Linked DNA regions of Homo sapiens: region 1 is linked to region 2. Evidence: chromatin loops called from intact Hi-C (ENCODE). Cell type or tissue: PC-3. All regions are shown on one strand. Each heading gives the region's core, and the rest is flanking DNA. Links, peaks and the distances in the headings are about the cores only. Region 1 holds the start of LINC02526 (long intergenic non-protein coding RNA 2526). Region 2 overlaps CRYBG1 (crystallin beta-gamma domain containing 1).

The links. Hi-C counts contacts between places; a loop is a spot of excess contacts. Peaks named below come from ENCODE experiments on the same cell type or tissue, not always from the same donor. Only the 100,000 strongest peaks of a DNase experiment are listed, where the experiment ranks them.
Region 1: it touches region 2 in a loop (8-fold over the local background); 2 of 110 quality-filtered maps call a loop at or near these places.

Annotation. Positions count from the first base shown.
Region 1 is chr6:106,681,155-106,696,656 of GRCh38, forward strand. It overlaps LINC02526 (long intergenic non-protein coding RNA 2526), which reads left to right and starts at 14,331. Exons shown (of 3, transcript NR_149100.1): 1 at 14,331-14,520; 2 at 15,121-15,246. In PC-3, for the core only: a CTCF peak has its summit at 7,245 (motif pointing left); a DNase peak (open chromatin) is centred at 4,867; H3K27ac peaks cover 296 bases.
Region 2 is chr6:106,555,398-106,571,434 of GRCh38, forward strand. It overlaps CRYBG1 (crystallin beta-gamma domain containing 1), which reads left to right. Exons shown (of 22, transcript NM_001371242.2): 17 at 371-500; 18 at 3,089-3,228; 19 at 5,406-5,529; 20 at 5,945-6,103; 21 at 8,367-8,529; 22 at 13,075-16,037. The coding sequence ends at 13,169. It overlaps RTN4IP1 (reticulon 4 interacting protein 1), which reads right to left. Exons shown (of 9, transcript NM_032730.5): 9 at 15,374-16,037. Among named protein-coding and RNA genes, the nearest start is that of RTN4IP1, 66 kb to the right of the region's middle. In PC-3, for the core only: a CTCF peak has its summit at 11,327 (motif pointing left); a DNase peak (open chromatin) is centred at 11,324.

The sequences.
Region 1 (15,502 bases), core at 3,734-11,733, 120 kb after region 2:
GGGATGAAAAGAAGAAGGTTAATGGGTAAAAACATACAGTTAGATAAAAGATAAACTCTCTGTTGTTCAACAGCTGAGTAGAGTGACAATAGTAAGTAACAATATATTGTATATTTCGAAGTAACTTAAAAGAGAGGACTTGAATTGTTCCCAACACATAGAAATGATAAATACTCAAAATGATGATACCTCAAATACCCTGACTTGATCATTACACATTCTATGCATGTAAAAAAATATCACATGTATCCCATAAATATGTAAAATATTACTTATCAGTTTTTTAAAAAGAGACTGCTAAGCCTTGGGAGTCTCCTCCACCTCCCAAAACACTTCTATTTTGCTTTACATTTTCTAAACTTACACCAAGCATAACTTATGTCTCATTTGCCAATAGAAATGGAATTGTCTAATTCCAAGATTAGCTGTTTGACAGCTCAGACAATTTAAATCTTTTACAAGGTACAGAAAGTTTTACTGGGCATTGACATGATGTTCTTGAAACTTGAAGAAATTATTCTAGAACAAGCTTATTGTCTGTGAAAGACTACCATAGAAAACCCTTGGGTAGAAAAAATATCTGCTATGTAGCACAATTTAATATTTAGGCAATTTCTTTTTTTTCTTTTTCTTTTTTTGAGACAGAGTCTCGCTCCGTCGCTAGGCTGGAGTGCAATGGTGCGATCTCAGCTCACTGCAACCTCCGCCTCTTGGGTTCAAGCAATTCTCCTGCCTCAGCCTCCCAAGTAGCTGGGACTAGAGGCACATGCCACCACGCCCCACTAATTTTTGTATTTCTGGTAGACACGGGGTTTCACCATATTGGCCAGGATGGTCTGGCTCTCCTGACCTTGTGATCCACCCGCCATGGCCTCCCAAAGTGCTGGGACCATGCTTGGCAAATTTCTTTTTTATCAGCAGTTGTTTTAAAATTAAAGACAACCAACTGAAACATAAAGGAAATCTATTGATAATTAAATTTATTGTCCAGCATTTGTCAACAGATTTCATGGTAAAACCCAGCCCCTGTGAGCCTCAGTTTCCTCATCCATCTAACAGGGGTAATAACATCTGCTCCATTGACAGTGGAGAATTACCATGAGAACTGAAGACATGAAAGCAATTTGAAAGTTGCCAAACCATTTTATCTTTTTTTTTTTTTTTTTTTGAGACAGGGTCTCACTCTGTCACCTAGGCTGGAGTGCAGTGGCACAATCACAGATCACTGCAGCCTCAACCTCTCAACCTCCTGGGTTCCAGCAATCCTCCTGCCTCAGCCTCCTGAGTAGCTGGGACTAGAGGCTACTACAGGCATGTGCCACCACACCCAGCTAATTTAATAAAAAAAAATTGTAAAGATGGAGTCTGGCTATGTTGCCCAAGCTGGTCCTAAACTCCTGGGCTCATGCGATCTTCCCCGCTTAGCCTCCCAAAATGCTGGGATTGCAGGCATGAGCCACCGTGACCGGCCTACAATTTTAAATAGACCATTATCATTACTTATTTAAAAAGAGACAACTAGTCCCTTCTAAATACATCCAAATTGCCCAATTCATCTGTCTTCACTGACACTAGGGTTGCAGTGTTGAGCACTGAATTGGTAGTTTAATTTCCTGTCCAGGAAAATGATAATGTAACAACTAGGTGCAAAATACCCAATCCCCTTCCCTGCCTTTCCTTCCCTCCCACAGGGATTGATCCCTAGAGTCCTCCCTAGTCAGCCTCTGCCTGCCAGTCCGTCTCTGAGTCTGCATACTGAGCAACCCAATCTGTGATAATTTCGTACCAGAAATGGTCTGAGAAAGCAATGCTAAGATGGGATTTTGGAGCTGGATCACATGCCATCTGGTTGGCATTGAGAACTCCATTGCCAGTTGTGGGAGAGGCACAGACAGCACAAGGCAACAGTGCAATTGTTAAAACTTTTACAGGCACGGTGGCTCACGCCTGTAATCCTAGCACTTTGGGAGGCCAAGGGGGTGTGGATCACCTGAGGTCGGAAGTTCAAGACCAGCCTGGCCAACATGGCGAAATCCTGTCTCTACTAAAAATACAAAAATAGCAAATTAGCTGGGCATGATGGCACATGCCTGTAATCCCAGCTACTCTGGAGTCTGAGGCAGAAGAATTGCTTGAACCCAGGAGGCGGAGGTTGCAGTGAGCTGAGATCACCCCACTGCACTCCAGCCTGGGCAACAGAGCGAGACTCCATCTCAAAAAACAAAACAAAAAAAAACCTCCACTTTCATTTGTGGTGGCAAATGTACTGGCTGGTGCATTGTACCAGGCATTTGAGCAGTGTAGAGGAAATAATCACCACAAGGACAGTAAAGGTGGCTATCGCTATGCTCAACCAGTGCTTTGGAAAAAGAAAACAAAAGACTAAGAGTGATTAATCAACTTTCAAAAGCTAAGAGTGGCAGCCAGAAGGCCTCCTTGGTAGCATATGATGAATCTCTTTTCTCCTGCCATAGGGGTGCAGAGAAAGCTGAGGACCAAGCTCAGAACTTCTCATGAAGGTAGCTTTAAAGGTTAATCTCTCAACCTAGGCAGGTTTGCTCTGCCAAGGTCAGGGCTCTGACTGACAAAAAATAGGAGCCTGACAGTAGGACGGGGGCATCTGGGTTGAGGCACCTACAGAACTGAGGTCCATCCGTCCCCCATTATGGGCTACTATTCCCCTCTTCTTGAAGACAATGCAGACGTTGCTCCCCTGCATAACAACATGTGCCCCCTAGATCCGTCCCAACTTCCTATCCTGGCCACTAGGCCAATCCCTAGGTCTAAGTCACCACATAACTCAGCTGGGGAGGAAAGGGACTAGACACAAAAGGAATTGTAGGACCCGGTCAGCAAGTACAGGCAGGAGCCAGGGGAGAAGACATGGGGCAGGATGTCCGAGGGTGCTGGATCAAGGCAGGCAAAATGTTATTTTGAATAAGAAAGTGTTTATTGAGAGCACCACTCTGGCATACAGGATTCAACACTCTGGCAAGGCCCCAGAAGATGGTGCAAACATGCTGTTAGGAAGCCAGGGAAAAGCAATGGTCCATGCTAAGTGTGACTGAAATGCCAGAATTGCCTTGGCAGATGGATCACAAGGCTCACAGAAGTGGACATGCTAGAACAGAATAGATGTGCCATGTAAGGCATGGATGACTATGCTCCGCGGGAGAGTCCAGAGTCTACACAGTTCGCCAAGGGAATAAGGAACAGCTGGGGAGAGGGCACCAACAGCTCTAAGGATTCAGTGGTAGCTCCTCTCTGCAGGCCAGGATCCCTTGTTAAAAAAAATTACTAAGAATTTTGGCCGGGCGCGGTGGCTCACGCCTGTAATCCCAGCACTTTGGGAGGCTGAGGCGGGCGGATCACAAGGTCAGGAGATCAAGACCATTCTGGCTAACACGGTGAAACCCCTTCTCCACTAAAAATACAAAAAATTAGCCAGGCATGGTGGCGGGCGCCTGTAGTCCCAACTACTCTGGAGGCTGAGGCAGGAGAATGGCGTGAACCCGGGAGGCGGAGCTTGCAGTGAGCCGAGATCGCGCCACTGCACTCCAGCCTGGGCGACAGAGCAAGACTCCATCTCAAAAAAAAAAAAAATTATTAAGAATTTCAAGAGGGTAACAGTCTGTCTTTACAGGACTGGGCTCACTGTGTAGCAATGAGGATGATAGGACAGTTCCCACTTCCCCCTACAAACACCCTCCATAGAGGCCAAGTGGGAGTACTTAACCATCAGTAGCCAGGTGGATGCAATTATTGTAATGACTGGCAGGGTGGAGTGGCAGCCAAGAGGCCTGACCTGCAGAGAGGTATGGAGATGGTTAACGAATATAATGTGCTTAGGGAAAAACACATGAGGAGACAAAAAGAGTACTACATAATCTGTACAAACAAATCAAGGATGGAGGTTCAGGACAGTCATTCCAATGAAAAGTCAGGATGTCTTGCCCAGTTTTCAGAACTGAGCCAGTTTTGGGTCCCAGAACCCATGAATTGAAAGAGATTCTGGGGCCAGGTGCAGTGGCTCACACCTGTAATCTCAACACTTTGGGAGGCCAAGGTGGGTTGATCACCTGAGGTCAGGAATTTGAGACCAGCCTGGCCAACATAGTGAAACCCCATCTCTACTAAAAATACAAAAACTTAACCAAGCGTGGTGGCACACCTATAGTCCCAGCTACTTGGGAGGCCGAGGCAGGAGAATCACTTGAACCTGAGAGGCAGAGGTTGCAGTGAGCCGAGATCACACCTGCACTCCAGCCTGGGTGACAGAGCGAGACTCCATCTCAAAAACAAACAAACAGACAAACAAAAAACAAAAGACAGAAAGAGAGGCTGGGTGCCCAGGAAGGCACAAGTATTCACAGTATTGATTTCCCGATTCTTCCTCAGAGAGGTGAATAACCATTTAATTTGGTAACTTCACACTGGAGAAAGGGGACTATCCAAACATTCTGAGGACCGCTGGACACAGACTCCAGGTTGACAGTAATACCCAGAGACCTGAACCACCATCATGGGACCCTGTTAGAGCGGGTGCCAGGGCCATCCTTGTGGATGTACGACGTGTGCAGCCACACAGGACTTTGCATTTAGAAGGTTCTATGTGTGGTTTAATTATTGGTTTAATGCTCTACTGTTACCCGCTTGAAATTCTTAATAATTTTTTTAACAAGGGGTCCTGTATTTTCAGTTTCTGCTAGGCCCCTTAAAAAATATATATGCAGTTGGTCATGGTGGGGAATATATGAGGGGCCTGGTAATAAATGGAGTTATGGTTCAGGTGTGGCTTACAGTGAATTCATTGGGTCTGCACACTCATCCATAGTCATTTCCTAGTCTCTGAATGTATGTTTGGAATAGACATTCCTGGCAATTAACACAACCCCACACTGCTTCTTTGGCCAGTGGGGTAAGAGCTATCAGGGTGAATACAGCCAAGCGTAAAGCTCTGAAATTGGTACCCTCTTACACACACACACACACACACACACGCAAAATAGTAAAGCAAAAACAATATTGCATCACAGAGGGTCTGGCAGAAATGAGTGCCACCCTTAAAAACATAAAGAATACAGGGGTGGTGAACCCCATCATGTCTCCATTTAATTCACCATTTTGTCACCTGTAAACAAACAAACAAAAACAATTTGAAGGGTAACTGTGGACTAAGAAGTAGCCCTGATTGCAGCTGTTGGGCCAGATGTGATATCTTTGCTAGACCCCATTTAAATTTCACCAACTGTCCAAACAATGCCTCTTTTTCTTTTAAGGTATAGGAATCCCATATGAAAACATACATTGCACTTATGTGTCGGTCCAGAACAATTCTGCAGCGTTTCACCCTCTCTCATATCTTTTTTTTTTTTTTTTTTTTTTTTTGAGACGGCAACACTTGTTGCCCAGGCTGGAGTATGATGGCACGATCTTTGCTCACTGTAACCTTCGCCTCCCGGGTTTAAGCAATTCTCCTGCCTCAGCCTCCCGAGTAGCTGAGATTACAGGCAGGTGCCACCATGCCTGGCTAATTTTTTGTATTTTTAGTAGAGACAGCATTTCTCCATGTTGGTCAGGCTGGTCTCAAACTCCCGACCTCAGGTGATCTGCCCGCCTCAGCCTCCCAAAGTGCTGGGATTACAGGCGTGAGCCACCGTGCCCAGTCCACCCTCTTTCAGTTTAAAAGTATAGGCCTTTCATTTTGTAGGATGATCATCCACCTGGGTGTGTCCAGTGTTTACCCATGGCCAGACTAGAGCCATAGATTCTTGGAAGGAATACTGCAACAGTGATTCTGTGCTCTTTCTTAGCCCATCGCATCAGGAATACAAGGCCAACCCGTCCCACCACTGGTGACATTTCCCTTGATCACTCGTATTTGGAGTCTGCCAGTTTTCTCGACTGTAAAGTCACCAGTCCTCCCTTTGCATTTGGTTGGTTATTTTGTGCAGAAATATTCTGAGATTATGCCAACACCTGTTCCTCACCAAACTTCTACCTACCAGCCTTAGCATCCATTGATGACCTCGTCTCTATCAGCTACCACAGATTGGGCTGCCAAATGGTAATTATCTATTTCCATTATTCCTTCTACAATTATTAGCTGGCATTCTACTGAAAGGAAGTGTTTTCCCTTTCTCTTATTTGTTTATATAATCATGGATTCATGGATTTCTATTGTAATCAAGGTTTACAATTCTATACTCTTATTTATTTTTATGCTCAAATTGTCCTCCCTTTGGCCAGGGGATACCGCTTCAAGCTAGCTTCTATGTTCTGTCTTACCGCCTCATCATTCTTTGCACATTTTTACATTTTCTGACACAAGAGGATATTTCTGTGCCCCCAGTCCAGTGGGGGCCCGCCTTGGTATTTGGAAACCAAGATCTGAGAAGGGAAGCTTCACTTAAAACATTTTTGAACTTTGCATCTGCTCCCCAATATTTCTGTTTTCTCTAAGTTCCTTCTTGTTTCTTTTTTTCTTTTCCATGCTGGAGGCTTTCTTTAAATGCTTGGCCATTCTTGGCTGTCTATTTGCATGGGAGTGAGGCATTGAAAAGCCTGTGATTAGAAGATATGTATGGAGAAGAGAGGGAGAGGTCATTGACTGGTAGATTTTACTTTAGGGTTTTAGAGTGATCTGGCCAGGCCAATTCATTAAATTTGAGTGACAATCGATTTTTTTTCTGTTTATGGCTCGGTCAGTTTTTATCAGAAGAATCTTCCAGTCTCCTCCCTAGAAAATAGGTACCTAGATGCCAGTGTTCGTAGAGCTGAGTTGAGCAAAGAGCTAGGATCCCACACCTGTTTAGTAGATTCCTATATAATGCCCACATTCTGTATGGAACTTTCACCCTCAGCTGTGCCTGGTGTCGTCAACCCTGGAGTCCCCAAGATTCAGCCTCTTTAAAGAATGAATCTTTAAAGCAGAGGACATACAGAGCATTCAACCTAACTCTTTTACAGATTTTTAACCAGTGCTGTTTTCTGCCTGGTGCCTCTAGCTCCTGAGCTTTTTATTTTGGGAGGTTGGGGGTGAGGTGAGTGAGGCATCCTTTGGCCAGAGTAAGCCTGGTTCTAGACTTTTCCTGGGGATACATTTTGATTTTTCTTATTTCCCAAATCAGTGGTTCTCAGCCAGCGGAATTTTACCCTCAGGAACATTTGGCAATAACTGGAGGCATTTTTGGTTGTCACAACTAGGGAGGGGTGCTACTGGCATCTAGTGGGTAGAGACCAGGAATGCTGCTACAGATGCCATCTACAGTGAAACATTCTATGGCTCAAAATGTCAATAATACCAAGGTTGAGAAACCTTGCCCTAAATCATTTAGTGCAAACACTTCCAGCTTCTAGTTTTTTATGCTACTTCATTTTTTTCTTTTGTTCTCTGTTTTTCTGACTTTTAAAATCACATTGCCTTTTAAAATTATTTAATGTCATTTAGGAGTTGTTTCCAGAGGGAGTGATAGTAAACATAATTGTCTAACTGGCACATTTAACCAGAACTCCTGTGGTGGCATGTGAATTCATATTTGCAAAAGTGTTTCAATTCCTGTCTCAAACACCGGCATAGACAAATGTTCAGTGTTAGGAAGAATGTGTTAACCCAGGAGTGAAACAGAAAGCATGTGGAGTCGGCTAGAAAGGGACTTTGTGTCTTATGTAACATACAATTGCTCTGAAGGTAAGCCGTTAATTTTTTAAAATAAAAATGCAGAAATAAAAGCTGCAGGCTACAACAGTACATTCGCAGTCGAAATGTAAAAATACTTTTTTATTTTCACAGGGGCTGAACAGAATTTTTATGAAGGACATTTGGCTCCTGCACGTACATACATTATGGGTTTGTGGGGTTTTTTTTGTTTGTTTTTTTTTTAATTGAGATGGCGTCTCACTGTGTCTCCCAGGCTGGAGTGTAGTGGCACCATCTCGGCTCACTACAAGCTCCGCCTCCCGGATTCACGCCATTCTCCTGCCTCAGCCTCCCGAGTAGCTGGGACTACAGGCGCCCGCCACCACGCCTGGCTAATTTTTTTGTATTTTTAGTAGAGCCGGGGTTTCACCGTGTTAGCCAGGATAGTCTCAATGTCCTGACCTTGTGAATCTCCCACCTCGGCCTCCCAAAGTGCTGGGATTACAGGCGTGAGTCACCGCGCCCGGCCTGGGGTTTTTTTGTTAATTAAATTAAATTAAATTTGTCTGAGACAGGGTCTCACTCTGCCACCCAGGCTGGAGTGCAGTGGTGTGATCTCAGCTCATAGCAGCCTCAACCTCCAGGGCTCAAGTAATCCTCCCACCTCAGCCCCACACCACCCCAAGTAGCTGGGACTACAGGCACATACCACCACGCCTGGATAATTTTCGTATTTTTTGTAGAGATGGGGTTTCACCATGCTGCCCAGGCTAGTCACGAACCATACATTATGTTTAAACTTACCACGCGTGCCTAAGAGTCATTAGCATTTCCCATTGGTTGCTCTGGTCAGTGGTGTTGGCTTAAGCTGAGACTAGATAACATAGGACTTGCTGCATTTACACTGAATCTTAAGACAGGAACCCAGCAGGCCATCACTAAAGAGGTTTGTAAGTAACTAAGTGTAAGAATACAGAATGGGAACTCTTTCGTGTGTACCCAGAGACTCCATTCCCTCCACACCATGGACTCGTCATTCTCTGAAAGCTCCGTGTGCCAACAGTGAACATGCATTGGGCATATTAAGTGTTTTGGTCTTTTATTCTGGCACCTCATTTAAAAGTATAACACTTTCGTGAGGTCCTTGACAAATTAATAAACCCACTTATTTATTTAAATAAAATAAAACTTTTTACAAAGTCTAATTAGAAATTGCTCTGGACTAGAAAACAGCTTTAAAATGATGTCGTTCTTTTTTGTTGTTGTGTTGTTTTTGTTTTTGAGACAGAATTTCGCTTTTGCTGTCCAGGCTGGAGTGCAAATGGCACGATCTTGGCTAACTGCAACCTCCACCGCCGGGGTTCAAGAGATTCTCCTGCCTCAGCCTCCCGAGTAGCTGGGATTTATAGGCGCCTGCCACCACGTTCAGCTAATTTTTCGTATTTTATTTATTTATTTATTTGAGACAGAGTTTCGCTCTTGTTGCCCAAGCTGGAGTGCAATGGCATGATCTCGGCTCACTGCAACTCTGCCTCCCGGGTTCAAATTATTATCCTGACTCAGCCTCCCAAGTAGCTGGGATTACAGGCATGCGCCACCATGCCCGGCTGATTTTTTGTATTTTTAGTACACGGGGTTTCTCCATATTGGTCAAGCTGGTCTTGAACTCCTGACCTCAGGTGATCCGCCAGCCTCGGCCTCCCAAAGTGGTGGGATTACAGGCGTGAGCTACCACGCCCAGCTAAATGATGTAGTTTTATCATTGCTAGTTTTCCAGTGGACTTGGGAAATTAATATATTCCCTATGAAGGAAAATAAATTAAGTAAAAGAATCAATCACTGTGCTAACAAGAATGACTTTTGCATACCTCTGCAAAATAAGCTCAGTGAGTTTTTGTGAAATCAAATGTATGAAATATAAGTTAAAATAAAGTTTTGAGGAGCAGCTTTTTGTTTTTTTTTTTGAGACGGAGTCTTGCTCTGTTGCCCTGGCTGGAGTGCAGTGGCACCATCTCGGCTCACTGCAAGCTCCACCTCCCGAGTTCACACCATTCTCCTGCCTCAGCCTCCCGAATAGCTGGGACTACAGGTATCCTCCACCATACCCGGCTAATTTTTTGTATTTTTAGTAGAGACGGGGGTTTCACTGTGTTAGCCAGGATGGTCTCGATCTCCTGACCTTGTGATCCGCCCTCCTTGGCCTCCCAAAGTGCTGGGATTACAGGCGTGAGACACCGGGCCCAGCTCCGAGGAGCAGTTTTTAAGTGTATTCCCTAAGATTTTTTTTCTTATTTTAACTCAAGCTTTTTCTTATTTTTGGTCAATAAGGGTTTTTATATAGTTAAGAAAATTATCCTTGTTAAAAGCTAAGTCTTTGGTTGAAAATCATACACATACTCTCCCAGTATCTCTGGATGTGTCCTTTTCCATGAAAAACCTCTATGGTTCTCAAAAACACAGTAGAAATACCTATATAAGGAAAACTTGATAAATTTACATATTCAATATTAAAGAATTGCTTCAATTGTGTAAATAGTTCCATTTGCTATTATTTGAAGAGAAAAGTATTTAGGCAGCCTAAAAAGGAAATGTAAGCCTGCATTCATGATGGTGTTTATTATAGATAAAATGCTTCTGAAACTAAATGATTTCAGTAGTCCTTGACGTAAAAGTAAAGGCAAAAACATACGATATCATTTCTTTCTGATGTCATTTCCCATTCTCATAAAGAAAGCAAGTAAACATAATTGCATTTCAAATAAAGTATCTTGGTTGGCTAAGGTTAAATCAGGTTTTAAGCTATCAGGAAATTTCTTCCTTCAGAGAGATTAGAAGACCTACCTGTTTCTCCTGGACGTGAAACATAGAGTTCCAGTAACCATAGCCATACAGAAGATATGTCTCCCAGAGCCACACTAAAGTCATCACTTCCAGTCACTCTCATCTAAGACATTGGTAGTTAAACACATTTTAATCTGTGGCATTGAACAAAGGTGATATTTCTATGCTGTCAAGTGCTAGTAGAGTAAATGAAAGACTAAAATAACAAATTGAAAATGCTCCTATCTTTGAAAAAAACCTTTTTTTATTATTAAGAATATCAACCTCTTTATTAAAAAATTAGAAAATGCAAGTAAATTAAAAGAAGGAGCCTGTAATCCCACCATCCAGAGGAAACATGGTTGATCTGTTTCTATAGTGTATATTCTTCTAGACTACTGAATAATCGTATGCACCTTGAAAAACTTACATAATATAGAAAAAAAATCTTTTGCACAAATAGTATTATATCCAGTCCTTTTAAAATAATCTGGACTTTTAATTCCAGAGGTCCTGACATGATCTCTTTCCTTTGAAAAGCAAAGCCTGCCATCTGGTTTCTGCAGGTCATTAAAGGGTTTTTGCTGGAGTTTATCCTGGCAGGGGACTGCCAGGCAGTTGGGCTTCGGTGGCAAGTCCTGACTCACCAAGTCGGCGGCATCACATGACAACTTGCTCCAGCCTCTCCTTTGTAATGAATTTGGCTTCTACTGCTACACAAAACACCCTTGGAGACTAAAACCTACAAATGTTATGCATTCCTAGACTTGGAGAGAAACTATAGCTACCAAGCCCATTCTTTGTCCTAGATTCAAATGAAAACACTGTAATGTGACCTCCCACGGGTTTTCCTCTATAATAAATTTACAGAACTTCTGAAAAGATTACTAATAATTAATTATTTCCTTGTCCCCTCCCACCCCTTGTCAAATGACTCTGAAATCTAATTTCTTTTCCTTCTGACAAACAGAAAAAGGAAAGCTACGAAAGCTCCCTGTACAATTCCCTCACCTGTTTACAGCCCATTCTTATTTCAACAATCCTAGGAACTGGCAGAAAGAGAGGGTGCAGGGAAGAAAGGGTGTTACTTGTCACCCAGTGCAAGCAAACAAGATGTTGTGAAAGAAATTATGTCCTTCCAAAATTTGTATGTCAAAGGGCCTTTAAAGAGGTAATTAGGTGGCCGGGCACAGTGGCTCACACCTGTAATCCCAGCACTTTGGGAGGCCGAGGTGGGAGGATCACTTGGGCCCAGGAATTCAAGACTAACTTGGACAGCATAGTGAAACCCCACCTCTATTTGTTTTTAATTTTTTAAAAAGAGGTAATTAGGTTGAATGAGGTCATTGGGTGGGGCCCTAATGTAATCTGACTGATTTCCTTGTAAGAAGAGGGAGAGGCACCAGGGGTCCACACCCGAAGAGGGATAACTGTGTGAAGAGGCAGCAGGAGAGCAGCCATGTGCAAGCCAAGGAAAGAGACCTGAGGGGAATCCAACTCTGCTGGCACCTTGATCTTGGATGTCCACCCTCCAGGACCGCAAGAAAATACATTTCTGTTGTTTAAGCCATGCAGTCTTTGGTACTTTGTTCTGGCAGCCTGAGCAGATTAATACACAAGGCAAAAGGACACCTAAAACGTTTCCCTGAAGAACTATCTAGACTGTCCCCTGGATGAATCTCCTCAGTCCAGCAACCTTACAAAGCACACACACACACACACACACACACACACACACACACACACACAAATGTGTCCAAAGAAGTTCAGTAACTACCAAATGATTAAACTTAGAGCTTGACTATTTACAATCAACGCTGTCTTCCCAAAGGTTACATCTTAAAGGCTCTTGTCTGGTGTGTGTGTATTCTTCCTTCTAGCTCTCCAGTCATGCTCTCTTGAGTCATTTCACAGCTCCCTAATTGGTTTTATATTTTTCCAAGTGCCAGTGTTCTGATAAAAGCTGTTTACAGCCTCACCACTTGTGGCAGAGGAGGTGGAGGGAGGTGGAGGGACTGTTGACAGAAGCTGTTTCTAAGAAACTCATCTCTTGTTTCCATTGATACAGTCTGTGATGGAAGAAGAATCCTAAGGGACAAACTTAGGGAACAAAATATAAAATACCAAGCAGGGGAGTGATTCCTTGCAGGGCGATATTCACACATCATTCAACAGCTGTGGATGGAACTCCTCCTCTGTGCCAGGGCGGTAATATGACCTCCCATGGGTTTTCCTCAGTAATAAACCTATGGGACTTCTAAAAAGATTATTAATAATTAAGTAACAGTTTCCTTGCCCCCCTCCTAACCCTTGTCAAATGACTCCAAAATCTAATTTCTTTTCCTTCTGATGAACAGAAAAAGGAAAGCTAATCTTGAAACTCCCTGCACCGTTCTCAAACCTGTTTACAGCTCATTCCTGTTTCAACAGTCCTAGGAACTGGCAGAAAGAGTGGGTGCAGGGGATCTAGCCATGAGAAGTTAGCCATGAATGAGTTAATGGTCCAGTTAAGTGTGATGTTTTAATTAATGAACCCTAAGACTAACGCTGCTTTAAAACAAAACTGCATGCATTAAAAAAAAAAAATCTCACATTCTGAAGGCACCATAGAGATGTTTGGTGATTAGAATGAGGAAAGGAGGAGAGGGGATGGACTCTCTGGAGGGCTAAGAGGCAGGAGTGGAGTGAGGCAGTAGTTCCCTTAGAAGGCAGAGACAAGAGGAGGCAGGGGCTAAGGAAGAGGAAGACTTGACCTTCTCTCAGCTGTAACTGCAGGGCAGGTCGCAGCTCAGCACAAATGCTGGGCTCCTGGCATGGCTTCCTCTGGTAAAAACGTTTTCTGACAATGAGATGTGAGGTTGGACCATGTCCTCTTGGTTAATTAACATGTAGCTGTGATGCCTTCTCTGTGGCGGGCACGCCTTGCTGGTATCAGGCTCCGCCAGCCCTCTAGGGGAGAGAAGTGACTCTTGGAGGCAGGCCTAAGCTCGCTATTTCTCGGCCAGGAGAAAGAAGCACTGGTGCATACATTGCAAGCCCCAGATCAGCAGTCACACTGAATACCACTCCCCTTACCCCTTCACCTACCTCAGATCTTCCCCTATACCCACGCCATACACCCACACCATGGGGCAGAGAGCAGCTCCCCAAACAGCACCCTGGATCAATCAAGCCCAGAGCTGTTTCCTTGGGAAGTGTTCTAGATCTATACCTATGGAAGATAATCAGCCCATAGAAAACTAAGGGTTTTACTGCTTCAGGAGACAGAGAAATAGAGGGAAAGACTATATAGGAAAAGTACTGTACTAGACAGTAAAAGAAAAAAATGAGACCATGGAAATGAACTTCCTATTAGAGGCCTGACCCAGGGCCTTTATGACTCTTGGTATCTGCTCCTGAGCCTCCCAGTTTAAAAAACTGACAGGAGTTCAACAGATAAATTTGACCTAGAGTTGAAAGAAGACATTCAAATTCCCAAAAGACAATGGCTTCCAGGGACACTTGTGGGGGTTTCTGTTACTTCATAGTTTGAACCTTTAAATCTTATAGTACAGGGGATACGATAGAACTCTCTTAGATTCGAATAAACCCTCAGATTCTATTTCTACCCCTCAAAACAACAGCCAGGGCAGTCTTTTTCACAATTCTCATGCTCATCTTGGCTGATCCTGGTGTGTTTTCTTTGCTTTGATTTTCACATGTACCATCTCCTGCAGCTAAGCTTCTGTGTTAACCTCCTGTCATCGTCTCTTTCATGGGCAGCCCAGTAAGCCACACCTCCTGAGACTCATGCGCTTGTACAGTCTTCTCCTCTTGAAGCTGGGCTGGCCCTGTGACTGTTTTGAGCAATGCATACAATGTGGTGAAAATTATTTCTGGGACTCCTGAGTCCAGGCACCAAGATCAGGAAGCTTCTCCTCTTGTATTTAGGGGAAGCTGGCCACATTGTAAGAAGTCGGACTATGCTGAGACTGTCATGATGACAGAAAACCCAAGCTAGCCAGGTGGAGAGATCACACAGAAAGAGATGCCTGGCCAGCTGTTACCTGATATGCCATCATGTAAGTAAAAAGTCCACCTTGGATGGTCCAGCTCATAGATGCCATGTACAGCAGAGGTGAGCCATTCCTGCCAAGCCCTGCCCAATTGCAGAATTGTGAGTAAATAAATAATTACTATTGTTTTAAGCCACTATATTTTGGGATGAGTTGTTACATAGCCATTGAAAACCAAAACACCTCTCTCCACCAAGTCATTTCCATCACTTCCTTCAAGACGGAGGCCAAGTCACCTACATTGGAAACGTACCTGACAAGCTCAATACAGCTCATCTTATTTTAGAATTTGGTAGTTTGGATTATGCAGTTCTATGCCTGCTTTTGGTCAGTTTCATACATTTACCTATCCCTAAAATTAATAATGACAATGGCCAATGCTGAGCATCATGGATCAGGCACTGTGGCTGGGAATAATGTTATTCCTATTTTACAGATGAGGAAACTGCGGCACTGAGCGGTTAAGCACCCTATCCAAAGGTGGTTCTGTATAAGTACCCTTCCCAATGTCCTTGTCCCTCTATTGCTTTGGTGATATGCACTTTGAACTTGAAGTGCTAAAAAGGAAGCTGATGTGGAGACAACAGAATGGCATCTGTTTTGCAGGCAAGAAGATAAAGGAAGGACAGAGGTTAAACTAAGAGATGCAGAAATTATAGTATATCAGCCAGGTGTGGTGGCTCATGCCTGTAAACCCAGCCCTTTGGGAAGCCGATGCGGGCGGATCACGAGGTGAGAAGTTCCAGACCAGCCTGACCAACATGGTGAAACCCTGTCTCTACTAAAAATACAAAAATTAGCCAGGCATGATGGCGCCTGCCTGTAATCCCAGCTACTCAGGCAGCTGAGGTAGGAGAATCGCTTGAACCCAGGAGGTGGAGGTTGCAGTGAGCTGAGATCGCGCCACTGCACTCCAGCCTGGGCGACAGAGCAAGACTACATCTCAAAAAAAGAAAAAGAAAAAAGAAAGAAATTGTAGTACATCAGT
Region 2 (16,037 bases), core at 7,980-15,979:
TTGGTGATTAACTAGTCACAAAGCTTGAAGAAGGATTATTCAAAAAGGACTTGAGGGCTTGAAGCTCCACTGGCTGGGCAAACGGTGGCACCCATGAGAAGAGCAAGGAAGGCTGGAGGCTGGGGAAGTCAGAAAGAACGTGGAGAAAGAAGTTTGTTTCCCAAATGCAAAGTTAACTGACTTATTATGAATATTATTTTGCCACAAGCAGAAATGCAATAAATATATCCAAATATTTTTGAAGAAAGAACTCTGTTTGCCAGAAGCATTGTGTTTATTTTATAGCAGGCCACCTCTAAAAATCAGACTTCTTGAATAGGAGTGCTCAAGTTGCATATTCTGTGCATGTGTGTGGTTTTTCCCATTGTAGCTGGGTTGTATATGATGGAGAAAATTTCACTGGTAATCAATACGTGTTGGAAGAAGGCCATTATCCTTGTCTGTCTGCAATGGGATGCCCGCCTGGAGCAACTTTCAAGTCTCTTCGTTTTATAGATGTTGTAAGTATGTCATTGTGAATAGTGTTGCAGAAATGTATGCCTCATATAGCTGATGGTCAGAGTGAGGTAACCAGCCGGTAGAACCTGCTCTTAAAGTTAGTTAAGGGCTTGGAGATGGAACTGTCCATTTGGCTCTGTGTACATCTAGTTTATTGATTCTAACTGGTACACGTTTTCCACCACCCTGTTTTACTCACTTAATCCTCATATGCATATCCCTATGGACCTGAGTGGGAGTCTCTTGGACTATATATTAGGAGTAGAATTACTGGATTTCACATGTAAGAACAGGCAGTTTCATTCAGTACTGCCAGATCCCACCACTTGAGACTCCCACCAGCAGTACACATTGTTGCCATTACTGAATATTCTCTCATTCTAATTTTTGTCAACTTGATAGAATGAGCAGAAAGCAGTATGTCGTCATTGGGTTAATTTGTATTTCACTATTAGTGAGGCTGGTATCTCTTATTTATAATTTGCATTTTCTATTCAAGGAATTGTGTATTGTATCCTTTGCAATTTGGCTTCCTCTACCTTTGGTTGTTATTATTGAAGAAATTCCTTATAGGTTTTTAGTCTATTATTATTCTGTGTTTTAGAGATTTGCAATCAAATGACTTCTCCCAGTTTGCCACTATGTGCTAATCCAGATTATAGTGCCCTCTTTTGGACAGAAGTCTTTCAGTTTGATGTAGTGGAAGTAATATTCAATAGAACAAAACTGCAAGATCATGTTGAGATATTAAAGTCTGGAAGTATCTGTCGTTTCTGACATTTTTATTAGTTTTTGGTAACTGCTTTCTCATAAAAAGCTTTAAACACACGTAATTGCTCATTTTAGTTTTAAATGTAGGAAGAACGTATGTGAGTTGGTTTTCATCTCATCCCTGCCTGCCTGTTTAAATAGCAAAAATGCTACTGAGACATGAAAATAGTAACAAAGAAACATGAAATGAGGTAGTAAGATTCATTAGCTTACAAGTAATGAATAAGACTTTGATTGTTATTCTGCCTAGAATTCTAAAAGCTACCTACAAGTATATATTTGAAAATTTCAATGCCTTCCCTCAACCAGAACTTGGCATATATGCTCACAACACTCTGAGGCTATAGATGACATCTTTTTATGTTTTAATTGTGAGGAAATGAATGTTTTACCCATATGAAGACTACATATCTTTGTGACTTAATACTTCAAAATTATTTAATTGCTTTTTAATACTAAAGTGTTTAGAACATTTTTGGGCTTGCCATCTCAAAAGTGCAATAAAAGTGCAAAGTAGTAATACTACTATAATTTTTGTCTTCTTTCCTCCATGTATGTTTTATATAAACTAATTCCTAGACCACACAAACTACTTCTACACACTAACATGCTCTGTTTACTGATGGACAAAATCTTTTTACCAGTCAGGACACATCCACATAAATGAAGCAGTAAGGTACCGCACCCTTTCCACAAACTTTAAGCAGGATAGGGAAAAAATTGTAATCCCCACATGCTTTTATTTTTTTTTTTTTTGAAATGGAGTCTCACTCAGTTGCCCAGGCTGGAGTGCAGTGGCATGATCTTGACTCACTGCAACCTCCGCCTCCCAGGTTCAAGTGATTCTCTAGTCTCCCACTCAGCCTCCAAAGTAGCTGGGATTACAAGCATGCACCACCATGCCCGGCTAATTTTTTTGTGTTTGTTTGTTTGTTTTTGTATTTTTAATAGAGATGGGGTTTCACCCTGTTGGCCAGGCTGATCTCAAACTCCTGACCTCAAGTGATCCGTCCACCTCGGCCTCCCAAAGTGCTGGGATGACAGGCGTAAGCCACCATGCCCGGCCTCCCACATGCTTTTTAATGCATCATTTATGATCTTAGCAGTACTATCATTAGAGATTAATGTAGAATCAAAAGTGTCTATAATTTGAAAAAACAGGCATAAGCTGCCAACTTTTCATTTTCCTGAACAGTGAACGTTTGTGCTGTTGTCCTCTTTAAAATGATTGACAGTTTGAACATAGAGCTTCCATCCTGTTGTTTTTTTTCTCTCCTCTTGACAATGATTCCTACAGGAAAGTTTGGGAGCATGAGTACACAGAATCATTGTCTTAGTGATGAACAGAAAAAAAAAAGACATTTGAAAATACATACAAGAGGAAGGTTCCCTGATTAGGCAATACCACTGTACACTAAGTGACTAAACATCAGATGCCACAGCCCTCTGACCCTTGGCAATTATGTCCATGACTTTCCAGCCCCTCCTTGTCCCAGTGAAAATGGCTAAGTCAAAAATAAATGCCATCAGAAGTGTTGATATTCCCAGCGTATACCCATTTCTCTTTTTTTTTTCCCCCTGTTTTACAAACTATTTATATTTACCTGCCTTCCTATGCAATGGAGAAACTAACTGCCCCTCTGTGCTTTCTCTCTAGCTTGGAGTACACAAACATCCAGGCTCCCTTGGAAAAGGAGTTTATGGAAAGGCCAAATCTAGCAGATTTTTTGTGCTTTGTCCTTGTAACAAGATGATTTTCACATAAGTTTGAATTATTAACAAAGATGAATAACAGAACATTGTTTTTGTTCCTCAACAGGAATTTTCTGAACCAACAATTATTCTCTTTGAAAGAGAAGACTTCAAAGGAAAAAAGATTGAACTTAATGCAGAAACTGTCAATCTCCGATCCCTGGGATTCAACACACAAATACGCTCTGTTCAGGTTATTGGTGGCATGTGAGTTACCTACTTGTTGACTCAATAAAATAGATCATTTTAAAAATCAAGTTTGGGCTGGGCACAGTGGCTCACGCCTGTATTCCCAACACTTTAGGAGGCCGAGGTAGAAGGATCATTTGAATCCAGGGATTCAAGAAAAGCCTGGGCAACAAAGTGAGACCCCATCTCTACCAAAAATTTAAAAATTAGCCAGGTGTCGTGGCACATGCCTGTGGCCCCAGCTACGTAGGAGGCTGAGGCCGAAGGATCACTTGAGCACAGTAGGTTGAGGCTGCAGTGAGCCGTGTTCACGCCACTGTACTCCAGTCTGAGTGACAAAGCAAGACCCTATCTTAATTTAAAAAAAAAAAATTGATCAGATTTCTCCCTCTCTTATATTATCTTAAACTAATTGACATATACCCTCTCTTTTTGTAAGGGTTAATAATTATGCACCTTTGTAGAACACTTTTCCACTGGGAAAAGTCATATGTAAAGCATCTTTTATTTCATTATCCAGATTTTTAGTTTATTTAAGGTAAGGATTTTGTCTTTAACACCTCTCATAGTCTAGCAAGTAAGAAAGAGCTGACTTTACTTATCCCTTTAAAAAAGAGCAAGTCCTCTGATTTTGGAGCTCAGGGTTGGGATTTTCCTTTAGCTGGGAATGACTGGCAGATGTTATACAAATGATTAAAGGTCAACTTGGAAAGATTTTTTTCCCCTCAACTTCGAATACTTTTGAATAAGATATAAAAATGAATGAGTACCATCAATGTAATACATGTTTTTAAGAAAGTATTTTTCTTTTATTCACAAAAACAATAGGTATGGTCTACCTGTGTACAACAGATGTTGGGGTGGACTACATCTATTTAAAAAATAATCAGGCCGGGCTGGGTGCAGTGGCTCCTGCCTGTAATCCCAGCACTTTGGGAGGGCAAAGCGGGTGGATCACCTGAGGTCAGGAGTTCAGGACCAGCCTGGCCAACGTGGTGAAACCCTGTCTCTACTAAAAAATACAAAAATTAGCCAGGTGTGGTGGTGGGGCCCCTGTAATCCCAGCTACTCAGGAGGCTGAGGCAGGAGAATCACTTGAACCCAGGAGGTGGAGGTTGCAGTGAGCTGAGATCACACCAGTGCACTCCAGCCTGGGTGACAAGAGTGAAACTCCATCTAAAAAAGAAAATAAAAAAAATCACAGAAGCTGGGCGCAGTGACTCACGTCTGTAACCCTAGCACTTTGGGAGGTCAAAGTGGGCAGATCACTGGAACCCAGCAGTTCCAGACAAGCCTGGGCAACATGTTGAAACCCTGTCTCTATTGAAAACACAAAAATTAGTCGGGTGTGGTGGTGCACGCCTGTAGTCCCAGCTACTCAGGAGGCTGAGGTGGGAGATCACTTGAGTCTGGGAGGTTGAGGCTGCAGTGAGCTGTGATCGTGCCACTGCCCTTCAGCCTGGGCAACAGAGTGAGACCTACCTGGAAAAAAAAATTATAGAATATTAGGGTGGTAGAATTATGGGTGATTTTTTTGCAGTAGGTTTTAATATTTTGTTTTTATGATAAGATGACTAAAATGATAAAATTTTATCCAGGATTTAAGTTCCAGGATTAAAAGTAGAGTGCATTCTTCCCTGATGTAATATGCAAGAGAGGAGGGCGCTGGGCTGCTTCCACGCCAGTCTGCGCTTAAACCCATACTTCCTCAGGTGTGCAGCAGTAGCATCTGAGCGGAAGGGAACTGAGTATCTTAGCAGTTTTTTAGATTTAACAAAGATTACTCTCACTGCAGACAAAACTTTTTATTTAACCCTATTTAGCACCTACTAAGAGCTTTGGAAATATTAACAACTTAAAGACCCATTATTACAACTGAAGCTATTTTATGAATAGTTCCCAGGAAGAACTGAGGAATCCACTAAAAGACAATATTTCACTGCTTTACGGAGGAAAAAACTTACCTATTTCTCTTCAAGAATGGAACTTTTTGGCATAAGTACTCATGTAACAAAAATTTGCTATTTGTCAAGAAATTACTTCTTTTAAGTGTTCTAGAAAAGATCATTTTTCCCCCAATGTATGTTAAAAGTATATAGTTCAGTCTAGAAATGGAAAGCATTCTAAAAATAAATGTAATTGGGGTCCACTGTCAAATGAAAATTGCCACTTACTGTGGTTATTTTTGTTTTCAGATGGGTTACTTATGAATATGGCAGTTACAGAGGGCGACAGTTCCTATTGTCACCTGCAGAAGTACCTAATTGGTATGAATTCAGTGGCTGTCGCCAAATAGGTTCTCTACGACCTTTTGTTCAGGTATTTTCTTCCTCTCCATGCTCTGCATAGACTCTTCTCTGAAATTTTTTTGTAAATGCAATCCAACTTTTTATCCAATTTTTTTATTCAAAGTTTATAACTGGCCTCACCCTATAAACTCCTTCCCTGCCCCAATAATCTGGGCTCAGTTTCTGGTGCTAAGAGGTGTGGCTGCTTCAGAAGGCCATCAAACTGAACATCAAACGCAGTTATCCACAGGCAGGCACCCTGCCTCAGGCGCTTTGACATTTTGTCAAACTCTTCTCATTGAGAAAATTTAAAACCTCTGAGACTCTTGAGTATGGTAATTACCCTTAATCCATATCTCACTTTGGATTCTTCCTGATATTCATGCTTGTTCAGTGCTTCCAGCAGCACATCTGGTATAACAACTGCTGGGGGTTTTGTCTTCTAGAAGCGAATTTATTTCAGACTTCGAAACAAAGCAACAGGGTTATTCATGTCAACCAATGGAAACTTAGAGGATCTGAAGCTTCTGAGGATACAGGTCATGGAGGATGTCGGGGCCGATGATCAGATTTGGATCTATCAAGAAGGATGTATCAAATGCAGGGTGAGCTTTAGGATTCCACGGGGGCCTGTGATGGCTTTGCTAGGAGGTGACTCATCCTTTCATATGCTTTTGATCTTTTCTTCAAGTAGATGCAATTTCACAATTCCTGGAGTACTTTCAGAAATGAATTTGTTTTTTTCATGACAGTATATCCTAGCTCTGATAGAACCAGTCTAGGAACTTAAAATGAAAGGTAAATATAGCACTGATCCAAGATAGAATATTTATTTCTATGCTTGATTTTTATATAGTAGTAGAAAAAGGAAGTGTGTTATTCTTCCCTTTTTCCTTAATGTAACTGTTACAGAAACAAACTATAAGCTCCAGCCCTGTCAACAAAAATCACTCTTGGTTTGTTTTGGGGAAATCCACAGAACGGGATGAAGGGTAAAGAGATCCCTCTGTGTGCTGCACAGTCCATTTCCTAAGTGTCATACGTTGTAAATTAGAAAATGGCCCATGTCCCTCCTGCATCATTCCTACTATTAACAGACACTTAAAAGCTGACTGTAGTAAGATTTTTATGAAAGAAGCTCATGCTTCTATGGTAGATAAAACTTTTTTACTCCTTGATTTTGTGAGCTTGACCGTTGGCTCCTGATTTTCTTTAAAAAAACAAAACAAAACAAAACAAAAAACCAAAAAAAACCTGGTGCCCCGTGAGTCAGCAGAAGGAACACAGCCTTGCGAAAAGGAGTACAACTCGTTAATTGGGTCTGTTGTGCTGGAGGGGGAATTCTTTCAGTAAACAGAAGTACTGTTTGGACATGCATAGAAGAACTAGCAGGAGGAACAGAAGTAGTTGTAATATGGAATCATGAAAAGAAGCTTTCTGCCTTTGAATTGTCTTAATCCAAGAAAATGGTGTCTTTCAGCAGTTATTTCTAACAGACATTTCAGTGATGTTATTTAACAACTTTGAATTCAATAGGTCAATGAGAAAAAGTCTCCTAGATTATCACAGTGCTTTCATCTCAATATAGAATAATATACTTTAATTTTTTTTAGACGGGGTCTTGCTCTGTCACCAGGCTGGAGTGCAGTGGCACTATCTCGGCTCACTTCAACCTGTACCTCCCGGGTTCACGCGATTCTCCTGCCTCAGCCTCTCGAGTAGCTGGGACTACAGGCGTGTGCCACCACGCCCAGCTAACTTTTTTGTATTTTTAGTAGAGACGGGGTTTCACCATGTTGGCCAGGATGGTCTTGATCTCCTGACCTCGTGATCCACCTGCCTTGGCCTCCCAAAGTGCTGGGATTACAGGCATAAGCCACTGCGCCTGGCCTACAATAATACACTTTTAACAGGCATTTTTATAGCAACATTGTTTTGTTTTTGTGTTTGAGACAGAGTCTAGCTCTGTTGCCCAGGCTGGAGTGTAGTGGTGCAATCACAGCTCACTGTAGCTTCGACCTCCTGGGCTCAAGGGATCCTCCCACCTCAGCCTCCTGAGTAGCTGGGGCCCACAAGTGCATGCCACTATACCTGGCTAATTTTTAAAACTTTTCTGTAGAGATAGGGTCTCACAAGTGATCCTCTCACCTTGGCCTCCCAAAGAGTTGGGATTACAGTTGTGAGCCACTGTACCTGGCCAGTAATTTTTGTTAATGGCATGTGAACATGACTGCCATACATTATTTATATATTAAGGGTAGATTCACTTCAGGGAAGGGCTCATAAAATCTTTGCATTAAAACACCCTCTAGTGAGTCTGCATTTTTCTGTTTTCATAGCTGGAAAGCATGCCTGTTTAGAAAATTTTAATTCTCATGAAGGAAAGACAAATGCTAATAAATGCAATTCCGAGTTTTAAAATGATAAAATGCCCTTTAGCCACCCAGTGCTACAAAATTAGAGGTGCAGTCATATACTGGAAGGTCAGGCCAAGCAGAGGTGGAGATGTCAGAGGGAGATATAGCTACAGAACCTGCCTGGGATCATGGTCACTTATGACAGGGAAAAATATGATGGGCAGTTCTAATGTTATGAGGCTTTCCCTACTAGTAAGATAGTCTTGCAAAGGGCAGAAGTCTCTGACGATGCACAAACATTGAGATTTTCCCATCATTCGTGTCATCTGAAATAAATGGCATAAATATTTATTGTCCGATTCTAGTTGGCTAAGAGCTGAACTGCCTCATGTGGGGTAAATGAAGCTAGGAACTAAGATAATTTTAAAGCCCAATGTAACCAGAGAAATAATTGCTATGAGACTTACAGCTGGATACATATTTAAGATATCTGGTCTTTTCCACTGAGCAGATAGCAGAAGACTGCTGCCTGACGATTGTGGGCAGCCTGGTAACATCTGGCTCCAAGCTAGGCCTGGCCCTGGACCAGAATGCTGACAGCCAGTTCTGGAGCTTGAAGTCCGATGGCAGGATTTACAGCAAGTTGAAGCCAAATTTAGTTTTAGACATTAAAGGTAAGGGTCACTTCCTTTATTTTCTTTATTGTAATGTGTATGTCTTTTAGTTAAGGAAAAATCTATTCATAACTTTTGAAAATGATGAATGTATTATTAGTAGTAACAGTAAGAGAGCCCCTACTGTGTGCCAGCTGCTGTGCTAGCCACTTTCAGTACACCATGTCCCGTCATCTTCACAGCCGCCCTATGAGGCCTACATTATCCCCTCTCCCTCTTTTCTCCCCAGTTTTACAGACAAAACAACAACAACAACAACAACAAAACCCCGGAAGCTCAAAGGGGTTGGCCAGTTTGGCCACAATCTCACAGCTGTAACTGCTGAACCAGAATCTGGCCATAGGCTGACTTCAAACATTTATTTTATTATAATAGTGTTAGGCTAAAAATCACAAGCTGAAAGGCCGTGATTGCACTTAGTTCGGTAGAGTTGATGATTCTCATGTATACACGTGACCTTTCATTGAAAAGATCTAAGATCTCAAAGGAATTAACACAGCCTACAGGATTTCAATGCAACATGTGTTCAATGAAGCTAATAGGGAGTGAACTGATGGTGCTTGGGGGAGAATAAATTTAGCGTGGTTGTCCTCAAACTTTATTTGCATCAGAATCACCTGGAGGGCGGGTTAAAATAGACTGTGGGGCCACATCCTCAGAGACTGAGTCTGTAGGTCTGGGGTGGGGCCTGATAATTCCTTTTCTAACAAGTTCCCAGGTGTTGCCAATGCTGCTGGTCTGAGGCCCACACCCGGAGAACCACTGATAGTCATTTAAAAATAACATAAGAATGACCTAACCTCTGTGTGGGAACTCAGTGAACTAGTGTGTTGCTATTGACAGGTGCAGATGGTGTGTTCATGTCATCTGGGGTAATTCTGCTTTAAATTAATGGGCACTTTTTTATTCCCTATCAGGAAAGTCAGCACAATTGTGTTTTGTAGCGAACTGGTGATAATGTAACCATACTACATACTCCATTAATTTTTTTAAATTTTTATGAGTATATTACATACTCTATTTTAAATCATCACTACAAAATGACTCAATTTTACTTTAATCAGGGATTTAGGCCAATGCTGTCATTAAAGTTTATGATGTAGGGGTAAAGAGCCAGGTGCCGTGGCTCACGCCTGTAATCCCAGCACTTTGGGAGGCCCTGGTGGGTGGATCACGAGGTCAGGAGATCGAGACCATCCTGGCTAACATGGTGAAACCCCGTCTCTACTAAAAAATACAAAAAAATTAGCTGGGTGTGGTGGTGGGCGCCTGTAGTCCCAGCTATTTGGGAGGCTGAGGCAGGAGAATCGCGTCAACCCGGGAGGCGGACGTTGCACTGAGCCGAGATTGTGCCACTGCACTCCAGCCTAGGCGACAGGGCAAGACTTCGTCTCAAAAAAAAAAAAGTTGTAGGGACAAGAAAGTGCTGTAATCTGATTTTTAAAAAACAACTTTTCTGGATAATGGAGAACGAATCTGGACATTTTCATCAGGGGCTTTGGTAACTGTATGGGGAGCAAAAGTGGCTGTCACTTCTGAATGATCTCCAGGTAGGTAGCTTGGCCAACCCACTTAAAACAATGGACTTAGGATCAGACAGAATCTGAGAAGTTGGAAAGATGCTCAGAAGCAAACAATGCCTTTGCCTTCATTAAAGGGGGCACTTAGGGAACACAAACTAAGCACTGCAACTACAGGCTGGATGGAGACCACAAAGATCATATAAAATGCAAGTAGTACCCTTGGATATAAGAAAATAAATGCAATATTCAGAAACCAAACAGTAACATATAGTACAGCTCCCTCACCTTACATTTGGTACAACAGATTTGTCAATATGTAGACAGGTGAAATACTCATTTTATAGATGATCAACCTGAGGTTCAAACTAGTTAAGAATTATGCAGATCTTTGTTTATTCTTATTTTGATAAACTTTATTGCACTAGAGTGCTTCAGTGTTGACAAGAGTTTCAAAATCTCCAGAGACACCAAAGAAATGTGACTCAATTGGAAAAAATGGAGTTTTTGACACAATGTTAGAGAAAGTAGGGTATGTAGTTCTCAAAGGAAATCTGACCAAACCTTCCTGTTTTTTACAAATGTGATCTGCTTCCTATGTCCAGGGTGGACAACACTATGATCCTTAGCTAGAGCTTTCTTCTCTTATTCTTTCAACATGTATTCACGGGGTACACACTATGTGCCAGGCTCGGTGCTAGACACGGAGGGCACCAGCGTGAAAAAAAAAAAAAAAAGCCTCCTCCTTGGCTTCAGACAGTTTACGTTCTAGATGCGCTAGGCACACAGGATGTCCCTGACTTGTTACATTAGCAGCGGACCAGAAGGAAGGACACCTCACTCCTTGTCTTGGCTCTGACATGAACCGTGGGACTCTAGGTTTCTTAAGACTTCTTTTTAAAGCTCCAGAGCCCCTTCCTAAATGACACTATATAAATTACTCAAGTGCCTGCTGAGTAAGCATAATGTCCCGTATATTTGTGAAATCTCAGTATCTAGCACGGTAGCAACAACAGTCTTTTTTTTTTTTTTTTTTTTTTTTTGAGACGGAGTCTCACTCTGTCGTCCAGGCTGGAGTGCAATGACACGATCTCGGCTCACTGCAACCTCCGCCTCCTGGGTTCAAGCAATTCTCCTGCCTTAGCCTCCTGAGTAGCTGGGATTACAGGTGCCTGCCACCACGCCCGGCTAGCTACAACAGTTTTAATTCCTTGTTAAACTGAATTTAATTTTCTCAGACTGGGAGAATGGTGCCATCTTGTGGACATGAGAGAGCAGCGCCGCACGTCCCACACCCCATGCAAAGGAAAATATAAACACGTCTCTTCTCGTTGGTGCACTTACTAGCAGACCATGATTTCCATTAGCTACAACTACTGAACCATTTGTTATCTATTAAAATTGCCCTAAGAATTATTAGATCATGCATCTGTCTTCTAGCTCATCTTCTTGTGTTTGGGAAATGAGTTCTTTTGGTAGACATTCATGTATTATTCCAGACCACATACCTTGTAACAACAGTGGAAGCTGATTCATGTTCACTTTAAAAAACATGAAGTCTGCACAATTTAAACACTCTCCAAAGGCAAGAGAATGAATCAAATTATTTCTCAAGAACTTTCTAGTTTTCATGATTCTAGTTGAATTTATATGAAAGTATTTTAAGATACTTTACTTTTAAAATACAAAAGATACTCTTAAAATACAAAAAGTATTTTAACATACTATAATGAAGAATGAAAAGAGACATTGTGACTTTAATACTTCCTGAAATTTCAGTGGAGTATGCTGTGTGTCTCTGTCTCGGCAGAGTGTAGGGTTTGCTGGTAGTTTTTTCCCTACTGCTACAAACTTACACATAAAGGCCCAAAACACCTTACCCTTGTATTCTATAGTACATCTAGCCATACATCTAGCTGTGTAGAGGCTGTAGATTACCAATGATGATAAATCAGTGTCTCACAAGAGAAGAGACGATTTCCTTCCTCAACTATAATACCTAGATTTATTGTGTAAATTCCCAAACCTTTTTCATATTTTGTAAATGCTTCAAAGGTGAAAAGAATGTTTATTTCTTCTTGATCCAAGGAGGAAGCATGCTTTCAATACCAGTCACTCCCTGCATCAAAATGCACAGATTTTTACTTTGATGGGGTCTTTGTTGATACATCCTTGGTGCTGAGGTTTATGCTAAAAAAAGGATAAGCCATCTGAAGGGATCTTTATTCTACACTGGAAAAAAAAAAATCAGATAACCCTTTTGTTAATGATACTTCTCCAAAGAAAGAAGCCATGAGGCTGTTTTTAGCACTAAAGTATCTGAAACATCCAGTAAGCACCTTTGGAAAATCTTACAAACATTCTGGTAACAGGGAGAGAGTTCATGATAATAGTTTTACAATACTGTGGTACTCAGCATCCTAAATGCTATGAAATTTTATCCACCAACTGAGTCCCCAGTAGTGACAATGCTACCGCGTCCCCTTATGTACTTCCGGGTGTCATCCAAACCTCCCCTTTGACCTAATACAGCCCGTTTTCATTGTTCATGCAAGTGCTGTTCCTCGATAACCATTCCTCCCACCTTTCCACCACTGCCAGGACTACCTGCTCTTTCCTCGCTGGTGTCTCGAATCTACCATCTCACCACCAAATATATGTTAGTCTCTTTACTCCTTTTCCCTTCTCTCGGGTTTTCCCAGTTCCCTTGAATTTCAGACATTGTAAGAGTGACTGTGGACTAGCTCTTAAGAACTGGGTAGAAAAAGGAGCCCGTGAGGTGGGATGTCCTGTGTGAAGGTGCTGGTGCCCCAATGGTGGGATCTGGACAGATTCACCCATGGCAGGTTGACCCTCTCATCCCACAGGGGCCCAGGCTTCCCTCCCTGCCTTGCCTCCTTGAGGCATGCAGTTCTACACCTTGTTTACTTGCTTACTTTTGCTGTACTGGTGTTAGGGGAATTGTGTCTGCTATAGACCCTTCACCATGGGTACATTCATCTTTTATTATTTTCCTTTCTTTTAGGGGGCACACAGTATGATCAAAATCACATTATCCTCAACACTGTCAGCAAAGAGAAGTTTACACAAGTGTGGGAAGCCATGGTCCTATATACCTGAACAAAGAAGGAAGAAGAATCTTCTGGAGGTCCTTCCAGCCACCTTATTTCTTAAAAAGGACAATGCTGATGGAAGACCAGACTGGAAAGTGGATCGACTCCTCCTTCATTGATTCTAAATTCAACCTTAAATCATGCTGCCATGACTCAGAGAACTTACTCATCGTTTCAAAAGACTATCATAGCTTTAAACCAATAATTTGTCCTCCTTTCATTTCTTGCCTTTCATTTTTGGTAGCTGCTTAAACAGGTTGCCTAATTAGCAGCTTTTGGGTGATTTTGTAAAATGTTATATCAAGATTTCAAGACTGTGTACATTTTAAATTATTTCCAAAGATAGTGACAGGAGAGAACTGGAACAAATTTACCAACTTTGTGGACCTACAAAGCCCTTACACTTTAAAGGGTAAGACAAAGGCTTAAGTTTGAAAGGTAGAGAACTGTTTAGCATCTGAGAAGAAATACTTTATTAGGCCTGTAATTTTGGTTCTTGGCCTTAAACACTTTCTGGAACCTTTAAATATGCTGCATAGCACAATGGGAAAGCCTTAGGTATTCACACATTTAAGGAACTCTAAACAAAATACTATTTTCCTTTAGTTCATATTAAAAATTAATACATTTTAAAAATTTAATGTCAAAGTCTGGTAACATTTGTTAGTAGGATTTGAGTTATTATTTTTTGAGACAGGATCTCAGGCTGGAGTGCAGTGGCACAATCACGGCTCACTGCAGCCTCTACCTCCCCAGGCTCAGGTGATCCTCCCACCTCAGCCTCCCAAGTAGCTGGGACTATAGGCACACATCACCAAGCCCAGCCAAATTTTGTTTTTTTTTTGTAGAGATGGGGTTTCATCACGTTGCCCAGGCTGATCTCGAACCTCTGGGCTCAAGCAATTCACTCGCCTCGGCCTCCCAAAATGCTGGGATTACAGGCCTGAGCCACTGCGCCCAGCCAGGATTTGAATTATTTTAACTCATCCATGGGCTGCCCTAGAATGTCACAAATGAGGGTTGTTTAATGCCTTTCTTATAGCTGCTACTGGAACACTATTATGACCTAATTTATGAGCCATCCTTACTCATCTACAAGTGCTGAAGCAATGTTACATACTTTTTTGCTAAACTCAGATTTTTTAGCCTAATTTCTTGTCCTCCTATCCACCTGCATCCACACATGGCCTGCATGGGGCTGCCTTCCCTGCAGTGTTCTGCAGCCATGCTTCAGGGTATAGCTGTTGGTGGACAGCCTCAGGTCTTGGGGGCACTATAGCCACTAAACGAGGTGTGAAAGGCTCAAGAGGATGACCAGCAATTAATTATCCCCAGAAAGTGAAGGAAAAGAGACCTTTAGGGATGTTGCTGGTCAAGTCTTGATTTGACCGGAGTCAAATCAATCTTCAAGCAATCTTGGAATCCTCAACTGCAGTAAGCATTTCAAAATGCAAACAAACTGCTTAACAACTGACAAGACACCAGCCCATACGCTGCTCTTCCAACAGTGGGTTCTAGCTTTGAACAAAAGTGCTAAACATTTCCTTGAATATATTCTTCCTCTTTTTGTCCTCATCACTCAATACTGGTGCTCTTGTCACAGGTAGAACAGCTTGTTTCTTTTCCATCTATTCAAGTGTGTTTCTAATTCTAAAATGCTGATCTTCTCTGGAGTCTATGGTAGGCAATTATGGTCACTGGAATAGTTTGTCTTGTTTTAAAATATTATTGGTGCATGTACAACAGCATCCAACATATCTGTCTTGTTCCTAGATATATAGCTCTGATTTTAGGCCTTTTGTGCATACCATTACAATATGGTGGGGTAAGACATTCTACAGTAGCCTGTGCTGAACTGATCTCTTAAATAAACTTGCTTCTGGTTAACTATGTTGATGAAATCTGAGAGTCCATTCAGTAGCCCTCATCTCACCCTTCAAAGAGAGTCAGCTAGCAGATTAGAAACAAATGTCTGATTAGGATGAAGCAGGTTTGAGGGGTGCTGGTATAATAGCAAGAAAGATTTGCTGACCACTCTCTTTCCAAACTCCATAGTTTCTGAGTGGAAACGAGGATGAGTGAGGTCCTGGCTCAAGTATTTTACTCCCACTACCACCTGGGAGCCCTCCAGGAAAAGAGCTGAGGCTGCTCCAGATGGAAGTCAAGAGCAGCTGGTATTTACACCTGGAAAATCAGATTTTTTTTTCTTTTGCAATAACTCGGTAGTAAGACCAGACCAACAATTTTAGAGAAAAGCCTACATCTAACATACATGCTACCAAACGAGTGTCTAACAGGAATAAACCAAGCAGAAATCTCAAAACAGGTCTACATCAAAAGTTACAAGCAAGCATATCAGGTGCAATACTGAGGATGAGTATATTAGGAAGTAAAAACACTTACCGTAAATGAATATTCGAAGTGCACACTGCAATGGGTTGATTGGAGAGATATCTAAATGTAAACATTTGACATCAAAGTGGCAAGCTTTGGGCTCCATTGGAAGGCTGCAATTTCCATGGAAAAGCCCTCAGAGAAGCATGTTTCAATTGCCGAAACAGGCCTAATCCTTATGCAAGATGTAAGGGTTTTAAAAAGTTAGAAACTCTGCTCTCACCTTTCAATATTAAGAGCATAAACAAATGAATCACCAGGCAGATTTTTATATATGACACTAAGAGATTTAGAACTTTAAGAGCTGTGGTGACCACATTATGGTGGAGGAACAAAAAAGGAAACCTTGGCAGTTAGAAAGCTGCTCAGTGATGAATTCAAGAAGGAACCAGCTTTAAATTATCTCTTCATGCCAACATCCATCTATACACTGAAAGTTTTAGTATTGTACATTAAGACGATCAGGCCCAGCAGGGTGGTT